3 separate regions of the Mus musculus genome follow, and all the other regions are linked to region 1. The links are chromatin loops, found by intact Hi-C in ENCODE. Cell type or tissue: left cerebral cortex. All regions are shown on one strand. Each heading gives the region's core, and the rest is flanking DNA. Links, peaks and the distances in the headings are about the cores only.

Region 1 (4,336 bases), core at 105-4,104:
GGAACATCTCCGGGAGGGCACGATAGCTACCACTAAATGGAATCTGAGGTGTACTTGACATTGGTTTGTTTCGGCCTCGCTTTACCTTGTCTGCTCCTGTAAGATGAGATGAGGCTCCACAAAGAACTTGACCCTCAGTTTAAGGCGGTAAGGTGCCAGCCCATCCATCTGCTGGGAGATCCGGTTTCTCAGATTCAGCCATAAGCTCTCACCTTTGCTCCCCGTGAACTGCAGCCCAAAATAATCAACCTCGATGATCCCTAGACGCCTGCACACCTAAAAACAAAACCAAAGGTATGGGGTGTGAGCAGTGCAAACCTAAGGGCTCCATCCGAGGAGAGGACTGGCCCCTGCTTTCCCAAAGTTCTACCTTCTTGCAATGCCAGTTGGTAGACCGACCGGAAAAACAAGGTTTTAAGGAAACAGCAAAGCCAAAACGCAGCCCTCCAGTGGAGGCTTGGCCTTGCTTGACTATTTCTAGGGTCTGACCAATGGCACAGGGAAAGGGGTCCCCCCAAAACAGACTTCCCAAAAGGCTGAGGTAGAAGAACACACAGGGTGTTTTATTTCTTATTCCAATCGCTGGAATTCCCCCCGCCACCCCCCCCCTCCGCCCCGCAGCACCATCTGCACAGCTGATTTGGCAGCGTATTATCTGGACAGTTTTAACCATCTGGATTCCAAAAACACAAACGCATTGAGGAAGCATGCTACAAGTGTCAGCTAAGCTTTACAAGCGCCTTTCCAAACAGCTCAGGTCCACAGGTCTCGTAGACACAGTATTTCAAGGGGTCAAATGGGCCTGCCAATATCCATTAGGCACACCCCGTTAGGAGCCTTAGTCACCCTTAAGAAAACACACGTGTAAAGACCCCTCAAGAAGGAGGCTGCCTGCAGAACCGTCCCCCGCAAATTACTCAATATACTCTGGATCCCTAGCAAGCCTAGAGTGTCAGGTGAACAGTCCTTCTGAGAAGCGGCTTGAGATTCGGGCCCACCTGATCAGCTAGGGAGCCCCGGGGCCAGCGACCGCTTGCAACCATCTCATCCCGGGACGCGGGTGGCGCTGCCGGGCTTTGCAAGGACTCCACGGGAGGCATCACACACACACACACCTGCGGCAGGTGTGCCGGGCCACCTTCTTTAGAGAAAAGTGCCAGGCTAACGGACAGGGTGGAGGTTCCCAGCAGTGTTCTGGTCTCCGGGCCCCGGATCCCCCACCGTAAGCGTCCTCTATGCTCCCCCCGCCCCCCCCCCACCGCACTCTCCACTCGCGGGGAGGAGGAGGAGGCTGGAGCCTGGCGTCCCGGGAGCACTCCACGGGCCGCTGCTGCAACGTCGCCCGGCTCCCGGGGAGCATCCCCGAGCCCCGAGGCTTCCCGGGGACAAGAAGGGATCCCCTTTCCGATCGCCGCCCTCACCTGGTTGAGACAGTCCTCGCCGTTGGCTTTTGCCTCCACCTCTACCTCCATCAGCACCGCGTCCGGCCTCGTCACATAGCACAGCATGGCTGGGGCCGCCGCCACCGCCGCTTCTTCTCGGGTGTGCGCCGGAGCTGTCGCCTCACCGCAATTGCTCCAAGTCGACTCCGGGCTCCGTGAGGAAGGTGCAGCCGTGCGGCCACCCGCCCTGCACCCCACGCAGCCGCCACTCGCGTCCCCGCCACCCCCACGACAGCCAGTTCCCGGGAGCTACACGGCCGCGCCGCTCCGACAGCCCTACTGCCTGCGCCGCTACAGGCACGCGTCTTTTATAGAGGCCCCGCCCCTCCGGCACCGGACTCCGCCAATCACAGCGTGCTTGCCCCTCCTCCCCAGCTCCGGCAACCAATTCCCAGTCTCGGTGGGCTGAAGCCCCGCCTCCCGGCACCGCCTGTGGAGCTGCGGGAGGTGGGAGCCCATCCTCTCCCCAATCCCCAGCACGGTCGCGGCCTCTGCCACTGGGCGACGCTCCTCCCAGCCCGCTGTCGCCCGCAGCTCCAGGGGACGCCTTTCTGTCCGGGTTTGAGAGAACTGTGATCAAAGGCTCCTGTGATGCTACGTTGCTACTACGGTTCTCAGGACTCCTGCGTGGGGTTACTCTAATAACCAGGTGGTTTGTGAAAGCCAAAAGAGAAGCAAGCAAGACAGAGAGCCTAAAGAAGAGGCTTTTCCGCTGGCATTTGCCACCGTGGGTTGTCAAAAGAAGAATCTAAGTAGAAAAGTTTTTGCAGCTGACCCAATATAAGCCGGTAATTTGATCCAAGCACCATTCTTATATTAACTCGTGCCAAGGGTTTCTATGTGTGGGTTCTGCTACATTGAAACACCTTACCAAGTTATGTCACCCAGCCTATCTCTCATCCAATTCGTTCACTATACACCTGGTACACTCCCTGCCCTTTCTTTCAGACACCCAGATGTTACCCCATCTTAAAGATAACAGGCTCATCTCAGGACCTAGCAGGATGGGAATCTCAATACAAGAGATTAGTGGTTAAAGGTGTACAACCTTCATATTTTTACCACCTGTTTCTCTTGGCCTATACTGTCTTTTTTGGTTTCTAAGATAAGCCGGGAGATATGGGTTTCAGCCTTGGATCTTTGGAAAACTCCATCTCTCTGAAGCTCAGTGTCCTCGCAGAATGGAGACTAGCTATTTTTGGACACCCCCTCCTGCAAGCCGCCCCCCCTCGCCCCAGCACCGCTGGGAAGCAATCTAGCCATCCCTGCCTGCCAATGACCCTATCTCTGTGCCGTTTGTTTGCTGTGCGTTTAAGACGAAGTCTTGCTGTATAGCTCAACCTGGTGGTGCACCTCGTACTTGGGCTCAGTGATATTTATTTCTGACGATGGGGAAAACATCGGAGAAGGACTGGGATCTTAGCAGAGCCCTCGCGGAGAGAACTGTTCAGTCTTTTGGCTTTGTGTTTCAGGAACACATGGTACAGTTCTCGAACTGCTCCAAGTCCAGTGTAAGCTTGCATTCATCCACCGGTCTACTGCTCATTCCTTTCCTTCCCGGAAGCAGGTCTGGCACGTGTACCTGGGAGATAACATTTAGATTATCTAATCTGTGGCCCATCGCTGGAAATTTCACCATAAGGAGAGGAGGCAACATGGAAATTGGTTGTATTGCTTAATATTTTTGAAAGGCCAAAACTTAACCAGCTTAAACAAGGGGGAACTTAGGGGACAGATTTGGGGAAATTCCTAGATACTGGGAGTAGAAAGGAGCTGAAGAAGAACAAAAATAAACAAACAGAATAAACAAAGACAAGACAAGAAACAAAAACAGAAACATTTCTATTTAACTATCTTTAAAACTATCTTACTTTGGGGTTTGGCAAGGATTTTTTTTAAATGGCTTTCTTTCATAGAAATGATTCTATATTTATATTTTTAATATGAGCAGCTAAATAATTTGTAGAAGCGAAGGAAATGTCAGGTTTAAAATTTTTAATTAAGAAAAATTTAACAACCATCAGTTACTTACAAACCAGTTGCATGGCTAACAATGACATAGGCATCTCTTTAACCCACATCCATTGAATTCCTTCTGTGAGATCCTCAATAAAGAGCTAATCATTTTAAAACCAAGTATCTCCAGAAAAGAGCCAGCAAAGGGGCTCTGTGGATTAAGGTACCTGCCACCAAGCCTGATGACCTGAATTTGACCCCAAGACCCATGGAGCAACAACCACAGGTTGTCCTCTGACCGATACGTGTTACATATATGAACACTAAAGTGTAAAAATTAAACTAAGGCATCGCCAGTTACTACTGAAGAAAAGAGGTGGTTTTAACAAAAGAGATCAAGGGCTGGGATTGAAACTCAGTTGATAAAGTGATCACGTAGTATGGACTTAGCCCCGAGTACCATCAAGTGGCCCTGGTGGCAACAGTGTGCCACCACTGTGTAATGGCAACAATGTGCCACCACTGTGTGTAATGGCAACAGCGTGCCACCACTGTGTGTAATGGCAACAGCGTGCCACCACTGTCTGTAATGGCAACAGTGTGCCACCACTGTGTGTAATGGCAACAGTGTGCCACCACTGTGTGTAATGGCAGCAGTGTGCCACCACTGTGTGTAATGGCAGTGGTGAGACACCACTGTGTGTAATGGCAGCGGTGTGACACCAGGCCAGCAATCCCAGCAGCACTTGCAGGATAGAGGTAGAAGCATCAGAAACTTGAGGTCATTGTAGGTTAAGTAGGGAGTTTGAGGATATCTTTAGCTAAAGACTAGACCTCAAATTAATTAAATAAAAAATTAAATAAATAAAAATTAATTAGTGAATGAACTGAGTGATTGAAACTCTTAGCCAAATGTTGTGGCACACATGCACACATGC
Region 2 (4,336 bases), core at 140-4,139, 76 kb before region 1:
ATGAAGACAGACGCCACAAAGAAGATGAGAATATAAGCCAATAAGGTAAGGAAGCTTGGCAAAGGAAATATCCGATGAGGGACTTGAATCTCGACTACATGAAGAACTATTGCAATCCAACACTCCAAACATGGAGAACAGAAATGAGCAAAAACACAGAAGATGCGTGAGTGGCTGGGAAGCACTTGTGAAAATGTCACCATCATTCGTCATCAGAGCGTGGACAGCAAAACCTCAGTTAGATACCATTCCATACCCATTAGGGTGGCGGCTAGAGGGTTTTTTTTTTTTTCTCAAATAATAACAAATGTCAAGAAGAGAATGGACACCTTGGTGCTTTGGGGCACTGATTATTGCAATGATGGGCCCATAAGGCTGTTCTGGAGAGCTGCCTGCTGATACTAAGTATCAGTTTATGAGCACAGAACAGCTATCCTTCTTGCTCTTCATTTATATACTTTTTATACTTTCAAAAATAGGCTGTATACTTTTTTTGTTAATTTATCCCTGAGTATTTTCTTCTCTTAAGTGCTATCTTAAGAATAACTTTCCCAAATTTTAATTTTATTTTATTTAGAAAACATTTATTACACTCATTGATGTGTGTGTTGGAGGAGTGACATATCAGAGGATAACTAGAGGCAGCCGGTTCCTTCCACCAGGTGGGTGCTAGAATCCACCCACCCTCCTGCTTTTTCTGCTGAGCCATCTCAGTAGGCCCTAATGTCATTTCAGCGTATTCATTGCTACTGCATAGAAACACATTGATTTCTGTGGATTGATCTTTTATCCGGCAACCGTGCTAAATACCTGTTAGTTTTAACGGTTTTTAGTGGATGTGTCAGAACTTATTTTTGTAATACAAGATTCTACCATCTGGAACTATAGGGTAACCTCTCCCTCTCTAACCGGACTATGCTGACCTCACGCTTGCTAGTTACCTCACTGAAGACCGTTCAAATGGCAGCTGCAAGAAAGCTGGGTTTTCAGTTCAGCCCTCACTGAGTTGGAGGTTCCAGCTCCTTGAACCAGCCAGCTAGTGCTTAACATTCATCGTGCCACCCAAATCAGGAGAAAACAGACTTCCCAGGACATATTTCAGCAGAGCAGAGCAACTCTTAGGAACTGGGGACGAATCAAGGATGTGTTTAGTTAATTAAAACAAGTGTGTCTGTCCATCTGTCTATCTGTCTGCCTGTCTGTCTGACTGACTGTCTTTCTCAAATATTGGACATCATACCCAGGTAGAACTGCAGCCAGGACTGAACAACTTTCCAGCACCTTAATGCCATCCACACCAGCCATATATACTGGCAGGGTATACTGGCAGGGTATACTGGAAGAGAAACCACTGCTTTTTTTCTGTCTACCAATTCAAGAAGCTGTTTTATTTTCATGCACGGAAAGTTCTATAATCCATTCTAATTAATGAGGACAGTCCCGGCTCTGGCATGTTCTCCAGTTACTTCGAAGCATTCCCGTGCCTCTGGCACATCTTAACATCTCGGGTAGGAAAGACCTCCAAAGAGATCTGTGAGTTTGCACTTGTTTGTGGTCACTGCTGTGTGGTGGAAACACGACACCCCAGACGTCAAGCAAGATGAAATAAACTTCTTGGTCCAGGGGTAAACTGGGCAGAGTGAGCTTTGTGTGGGAGCCCGCAAAGGTGGGAAGTGCCATTCAAAGGTTGCCAGAGCCCGAGAATAAACTTGCCTTGATGAAGTTTCTGGACCTGCTCCAGTGCCCCGAAAGATCCATGCCCAACCTCCCTGAAGTGCACCATTGAGAAAACGCCTTGAGAATAGGTTGACTGGCACGGGCACAACATGGAAAGAATGGCTTTAATGAGCCAAAAAAATGTGGTTTCAAATGCCCCTGCCTCCTAGTGTCACTGCCAGCCTTTGCCAACAGAAGCAAAATCTCTTGGTCACTGGTGCAAACTCCGAGAGACGCCGAGCAAGCCTGTATAAACTTCAAGCCAGTAGGATGCGTTCACATGCAAGCCCATGCGTTCACATGCAAGCCGAGAAGGTTCGCTCTTCGTGAGGACAGACATGTCTGAGCTGATGGAGAGTTGTTTGTCTGGCCTTGAATACCAGCTGGCATGCTGACGGAGCCCCAAGGTCTCCAGCAGGGAGAGGTTTTTTGGTGGGGACTTGTTCTTGGCTCCTGGTAATGGGGTGGGGTAGGGCTAGTTATTCATAGGTGGATTATCCAGTCCAAGGATTCGCTGGCTTTGGGCCTGTTCTCCTGTTTAAAGGTTTCCTGACTGTTAATGCTCAGAAGAGAGTAGAAAACAAGAATTAAAACCATCTTGCCACACGCTAGTCATGTCTGAATGCTATTAGCTCATCGTAAGAGAACAAGGTGTGGTTAAAGTCGAATCTGGATTTTGTAGGAGGGCTTTCCTTCTGTGTTGTTTGTTCCCTGGCTGGGGTGTCTTGGGCCTCTCTTGGGGGGGGGGGTGTCTCCTATAGCTTTACTGGGAAAAGCCATACAGAAGGCAGTGCTATACCCGCACCCAAAGTTTCATACATTCGTGCAATGTACATCCACCCACTACCTGATTCAATTCCCTCTAGTTGACCCACCCACCTCCTCCAAACTGCATGTCCATCCATATATATATATATATATATATATATGTATATATATATATATATATACACACACACATACATATACATAAATACATACACACACACACACACACACACACACGCGCGCGTGCGCGTGTGTGTGTGTGTGTGTGTGTGTGTGTGTGTGTGTGTTTGAGACAGTCTCTCTGTGTTACAGTCCTGGTTGTTCTGAAACTTAATATGTAGACCAGGCGAGCCCCAAACTCATAGAGATCTGCCTGCTTCTCTGCCTCCTGAGTGCTGACATTAAAGGCATGGTCCACCATGCCCGGCTCTATTAACCATATTTAATATATAATTAAAGATGAATATAAAATAATATATAAAATATATTATATACTTATATGATTAAAATAATAGATGTTTAAAATTATGTTTAATTTTATATTTTGTTATCAATAACTCCAACTCCAATTAGTGACACCCATATGTACATGGATGTGTGCCCACCCACTGGGGCATGAGCAGTTGGTCATGTCAACTGTCCATGGCTCCTCCGAGGGGGGCACGGGGCGGGGAGGCTCAGGCCTCTCCCATATCCAGGCTGGAATTTTTACTGGCTTGATCTTGTGCACACAGCCGTACTTTTTGAGACAGGGATTTCTCAATGAACCAGAGGCTCACTGATTCTGCTAGGCTGGCTGGCCAGTGAGTGCCGGGGAGCCACCTGTCTCTGCCTTCCTCCTCCTCAGTCCTGGCTTTGAGCGGTGTGCTGCCATTTGGCTCCTTACCTGGGTTCGAGGGATCTGAACTCAGAGCTTCAGGCTTGCACAGCAGGTATTTGACTAATTAGATCCCAGCCCAATCCTGTTAAATTAAATTAAACTTATTACGTAATTTTATTTATTGAGACAGAGTTCCGCTATGAGGACCAGGCTCCCCTTGAACATGCAGCAAAGCCTTCTGAGAGCTGGGATAACAGGTTTGTACCAGGTTTGTCTGGATTTTGTGATGATTTGGAGAAGGTAACAGATGGCCAGAGGGAAGAGGGAAAAATGGAGGGCTGTGGGAACAAAGAGAAAATCATAAAAATGGTAAATGAACTTATTTCTCAAAAATTGAATAATCAGAGGGTGGGGTCACCTCTCAAAAACCAGTGTCAGGAGAGTCCTGGAACTTAAAAACTTCTTTTCTGTAGAAGCTCTCTAAACCCAGCAATTGCTTTCGCATTACTATGCTGGTGGGTCCGTGGCTTTATCTCTTCATTAACTTCTCTTGCCTTCTGTGTTAGTGGCCGCTTGTGCTTTAATTATAAAATGGATGTATTAAAGTGATTGCAATTATTCTTTAAGCCGGGAAATACGGTTTTTAAATTATTCACATTGAGCTTTCCAGAGATACGTCTTCCCTCCCATCACCCTTTCCTGCAAAGCTGACCCCGAAGGTCAGAATCCAGGCCTTGGTAGCAAACGGTACAATCAGGGTCTATACTTCAGTCTCAGCCTCTCAAGGTTGCTCTTCATTTCCCCTCCGTGCCTCAGCCAATGTGCAGGGATCAGAACTATTGGTTTAAATATCTGGCATTAAAATAGAAATTGGGGGCTGGGGAGATGGCCTGGTGATAAAAATTTATATTAAGAGTCTGATCTTCCAGAGGATCTGGGGTTCAATTCCCAGCACCCACATGACAGCTCACAACTGTCTGTAACTCCAGTTCCAGGGAATCTGACATTCCCATGCAGACGCACACATGCAGG
Region 3 (4,336 bases), core at 140-4,139, 53 kb before region 1:
CTCTCAGATCCTTGGAGCCGGTGCTGCCTCTAGTATCACTTTTAAAAGGAGAGACCTAACCACAGAAGACTATAGGCTATAGACACAACTGTGGGCGATGCTGGCATAAAGCGCTCGCTTTAGTTACAGAAAGGAAAGCTGCTTGCAGGCAGTTCCCTGAGGAATCAAATCACTCCATAGGGAAGACCAACACTGAGGATCTCCCTGTGAAGTTTGCTCACTAACCTCAGATGACACTGGATGCTACCCCAGCCGGTTGGTTATATCACACACAGCACCCACAAGGGCATTTGTTCCCTTCTCTGCTCCTGTCATAAACACTCATATTTGCTTGTGAAAGACAGCTTGCCATTTGGAGGCCAAACCATGGGTTGTCACTAATGAGCTGGCCCTCTGATCATCATTTGCCTAGAAGGTAAGGATTGGCAAGATACAGAAAATAGCTCTGTCCATGACCACAGGCATGTGAGGCAGAAAGAGGTCATCCCAAAACTCCCCACAGAAGGTCCATGGGGTGTGGGGGGGGACTCTTGGTACCCCTCACCCCCCACCCCCACCCCCCCACCCCACCCCCCGGCTAAGAACTAACCCTCTTCCCAAGCTCCGCAAGTCAAAGGTCATCAGAGTCTTGGGTCAGTCTGAGATGGCTTTGGACACACAGGAAGGGCACGGAAAACTAAGAGCTCTTCAGAAACAAAGTAGACAGAAGCCCGAATGAGACGCAAAATCTCAATCATAGATGACAGTTCTCCTAAAATAGCTCGTGGGAGAAAACTACAGTTTACCACTCCTTTTCCCCTCCTCCGCAGTGTCTCAGATGGGGAGGTTTTTAAGATGCATTTTCTAAATATTGGGGGAGGGGGGGGAATGGCCTCCCGTGGATATAAAATCATGAGGGAACATTAAATCTCCATGTTGTATCTCACTTCTGTCTTGTCTAAATGCATCAAAGAACAAGCTAAGAGTCTAGATTCTAGGACATAGAGAATGGTAAACGGTTTTATAGTTTGGATCTTAACTGCCTCACAAAGACCATGGGTGTCTTGAGGAGGCATCAGGGGGTGTTGGAACCTTTAGGAGGTGGGGCCCAGTGCCGGGAAGTTGGGTCCCTGGCACACCCTTAAAAGTGATAAATTAGAAGCCCAGATGTTTCCTGTGTCTCTGCACCCCTGGCTACTGGAGCTTGCAGCCCCTTGTTTTCACACACTCTGCTGTGGTTCACTGTCTGACCACAGGCCCAGGACCTGTGAAGTCAGCATTCACAACAAAAGGTCCCTCGTTTAAGCTGCTTTCTCCAGTTGTTCCCTCATGGCGGCAGAAAGCCCACCAACATGATCGGATTGCCATCCGTTCTACAGCCAGGAAATGCCCGACATACTCATTCCTGCTTGTTTCATGAGCCCCTCCTCCTTGGGAAGCCACATGGGGGCTTGACAGCCTCTCCCTGTGGAGCAGCCCTTGGCCCATAGAGCTTTAAGATGTAGCTGCTGAGTCAAGCTTAGCCATTGTAGCTCAGGAGGGATGATTTTGGGACAGGCCATCTTTCTGGCTCGTTGGCCCATTCCTTGATGGAATTTCCCACTTTTCTGAGGACTATCCACTCCTCTCAAGGATTTCCTATTATGCTAGTTAGTTTGTAATGGAAAAAAAAAAACCAAAAAACAAACAAACAAACCATAAAATGCCTGGTAGTTTATTTTTTTCTCATTTTTGTAGTTCAGCTCAATAACCTCGAGGTGGCAGTAGAGACTCCAACCAATTTTCTTGACTGGATCCAACCGCCTGTACATTGCTTCATAGGATCTTACAGCATTAGGTGACAGGTCAGTTGAGAAGGACTTAGCAGAAGGACTTAGCACAAGTGAGGCGACCTCAGTCAGGACTGTTTGGCTAGAATCTCTGGGAGGGCAGAGCAACCCTCTCCACTCCACCCTTCTGTGAGGTGTGTGTTTCCAGCTTTAACCTTCCCCCTCCCCCATTTTGCAGTCGGGAGTGGTTTGTGCAAACAAGGAACTCTTGTGAGCCAAGCATGAAGTTAGAAGCAAGGCTTGGGATAGGGGTTATTCTAGTTCAGATGTCACTCAAAGCCCTTGGGCAATGCATTTCAAGCCAAATACAAGCATCTTGACTTTTAATTGATTTACACTAAAATACATATCTAAGCTCCAGTTTTAAATGGAAAAGTGTTTGGTTAATAACTTCCATTAACCCAACATCGTTTTAATGACTAGAGGTAAGGAGCGAGATTGGATTTCCTAAACAACACAGCCAATACCCACAACAAAACAAATGTAAGTGGAAAAGCACGCTGGGAACGAACAGCTTGCTCCCGCAAATCAAGTTTTCCAAAAGCCAGGTGGTAGGAGGGCTTTCGTAACATGCGTGTTCCTATTCTTAAATTTTAATTTGAAGAAAAAATAGACAGAAGAAAAGTAGTAATGTTGCCCATTGCTGGGACAAATTCCTAGCAAAGAAAGGAAAAGGCGCCATGGTGAGTCACGACCCTTCACTGTGGGTCTGGCTGAAGTGTACCTGTTACAAGGACTTTTCTGGGGAATACACATCTCATTTCAGACAGGGCACAGAGGACGGATCACAGCAACGGTTCTTCCTACAACAAACCAAAGGGAAAAAAAATGTCACCCAGGTCCAATTTGGTGAATCAAATGAATTGATGGAACTTATGGGGGCACAGACTGGGAGCTACCTACAGGATCAGAGGTGACTCATAAACATCTGCATCCCTGAAAAGGGCCACCCCATCATGCCTAATGACTCCTAGAAGCTATATCATAGAGTCCAGGCCTTCGGTGAACCGCAATGCTATACATTTTCTGGTACCTTCCAACATAACTGTTCAGCTGAGGCAGAATTACATACAGCTGGGAGGTGACCGCAATGAGGCGTGATTGGCTAGAATCTCTGGGAAGGCGGACCAACCCTCCCCACCCCACCCCACCCCTCTGTGAGGAAAACACCAACAGGCTGGATCACCAATGGCTGTTAATGCTCAGAAGACAACATACTGCAGCAAAACTCTACAGTGCTGGCTACTGGGCCTCGCCTGTCACATTAGTATGTGTCTCAGCACTGTGACAAAACAATTGATAAAAACAACTTGAAGGAAGGCAGTGTTTACTGTTGGCTCGAAGCTTGAGGGTTGGCCACATCTCGGTGGTGACCTGAGAGGAGATCAGACATGTCATACCATGACCAGGTAGGGGAGAGAGATAAATACTGTGGTCCACACAACTTTCTCCCTTTAATTCAGCCAGGAATCCTAACCTGTGAATCTCGCCCACCCACCTTTAGGGAGGGATTTCCTTCTTCAGGGAACAGTTCTTTCCGGAGACATCTCTATAGACACACCCAGGAGCGTGTTTCCATGGTGATTCTAAACTCCCATAAAGTTGAGAAGATTATCACACCAGCCTTTCTTGTTTGCGGCTCAATAAGATCACAGCAACATATATTCGTTTTAAAAATAAAGCAAACAAAAACCCCAAGCCAGCAGTGTCTGAGTACTGTAAGCTGCAATTGCTGACGGAATGGCGCCTTGAGAAACTCATTGCCTGGATGTCTACTTGAAGCCCATTGTATACAAGGCACTTGGTTGAGCAGTGAGGGCCAGGCTGGTGCTTTCTGGCTGTAGATACAATGATTCGTCTTTATTTTACCACTTTCCCCCCCAAAAGGAGAGAAAATGATTTACACTTGGTATAACTTGGTATATAGGGCTCATAAAACCAATCTAGGGACAGCAAAACGGCAAGGTGGGTAAAGTTTCTAGCTGCCTGTATAATAGAAGAACCAACTCCCACAAGTTGTCCTATCCCTTCCACCCCCTCGTCTTTCCACTCCCCCCTTCTCTTACACACACATACTAAACAAATGAAACAAATACCTAACCTAAAACATTAATGTGACTGGATAAATTCCAACCATTTCAAGTAAAACCTCCACGATTCCCCTTTCCCAGAGCATTTACAACCCTGAAGCTGGCTATAACATTCATTGTCCCCATTTTTACAGGCCTGTTAATGTAGTTTCTGTTCCTGCTTAGTCCAATCCCAGTGGAGTGTGTGTTGTGTTTATTGGCATGGCTCCATGCTTTTTACTGTTTGTGGGCATGCTACTCTGAGAAACGGCTTGCTCTTCTCTGTGCCCGCACTCTTGCAGAGGACGCTGTCAGAGCAGCTGACTGAAATAAATGTAAGGGTCACACACTGATACCATGAGCTACTAAACAATGAAAAAAAGCTGTGTGTGTGTGTACACGCATGCATGTGTGTGTGTATGGTGTGGATGTTGTGTGTGGTGTGTGTATGGTGGGCAT

What was found. Hi-C counts contacts between places; a loop is a spot of excess contacts. Peaks named below come from ENCODE experiments on the same cell type or tissue, not always from the same donor. Only the 100,000 strongest peaks of a DNase experiment are listed, where the experiment ranks them.
Region 2: a loop joins it to region 1, with 2.2 times the contacts of the local background. A loop is called at or near these places in 8 of 42 quality-filtered maps.
Region 3: it touches region 1 in a loop (5-fold over the local background); 11 of 42 quality-filtered maps call a loop at or near these places.

The regions. Positions count from the first base shown.
Region 1 is chr13:45,387,129-45,391,464 of GRCm38, reverse strand. Mylip (myosin regulatory light chain interacting protein) reads right to left here and starts at 1,723. Exons shown (of 7, transcript NM_153789.3): 1 at 1,422-1,723; 2 at 86-276. The coding sequence starts at 1,508. In left cerebral cortex, for the core only: CTCF peaks have their summits at 1,056 and 1,934; DNase peaks (open chromatin) are centred at 410, 699, 940, 1,815 and 1 more place; H3K4me3 peaks cover 2,276 bases; H3K27ac peaks cover 1,792 bases.
Region 2 is chr13:45,463,630-45,467,965 of GRCm38, reverse strand. No RefSeq gene overlaps it. Among named protein-coding and RNA genes, the nearest start is that of Gmpr, 42 kb to the left of the region's middle. In left cerebral cortex, for the core only: no CTCF peak of the experiment used is centred there; a DNase peak (open chromatin) is centred at 1,843.
Region 3 is chr13:45,440,186-45,444,521 of GRCm38, reverse strand. No RefSeq gene overlaps it. Among named protein-coding and RNA genes, the nearest start is that of Mylip, 53 kb to the right of the region's middle. In left cerebral cortex, for the core only: a CTCF peak has its summit at 1,726 (motif pointing right); a DNase peak (open chromatin) is centred at 1,831.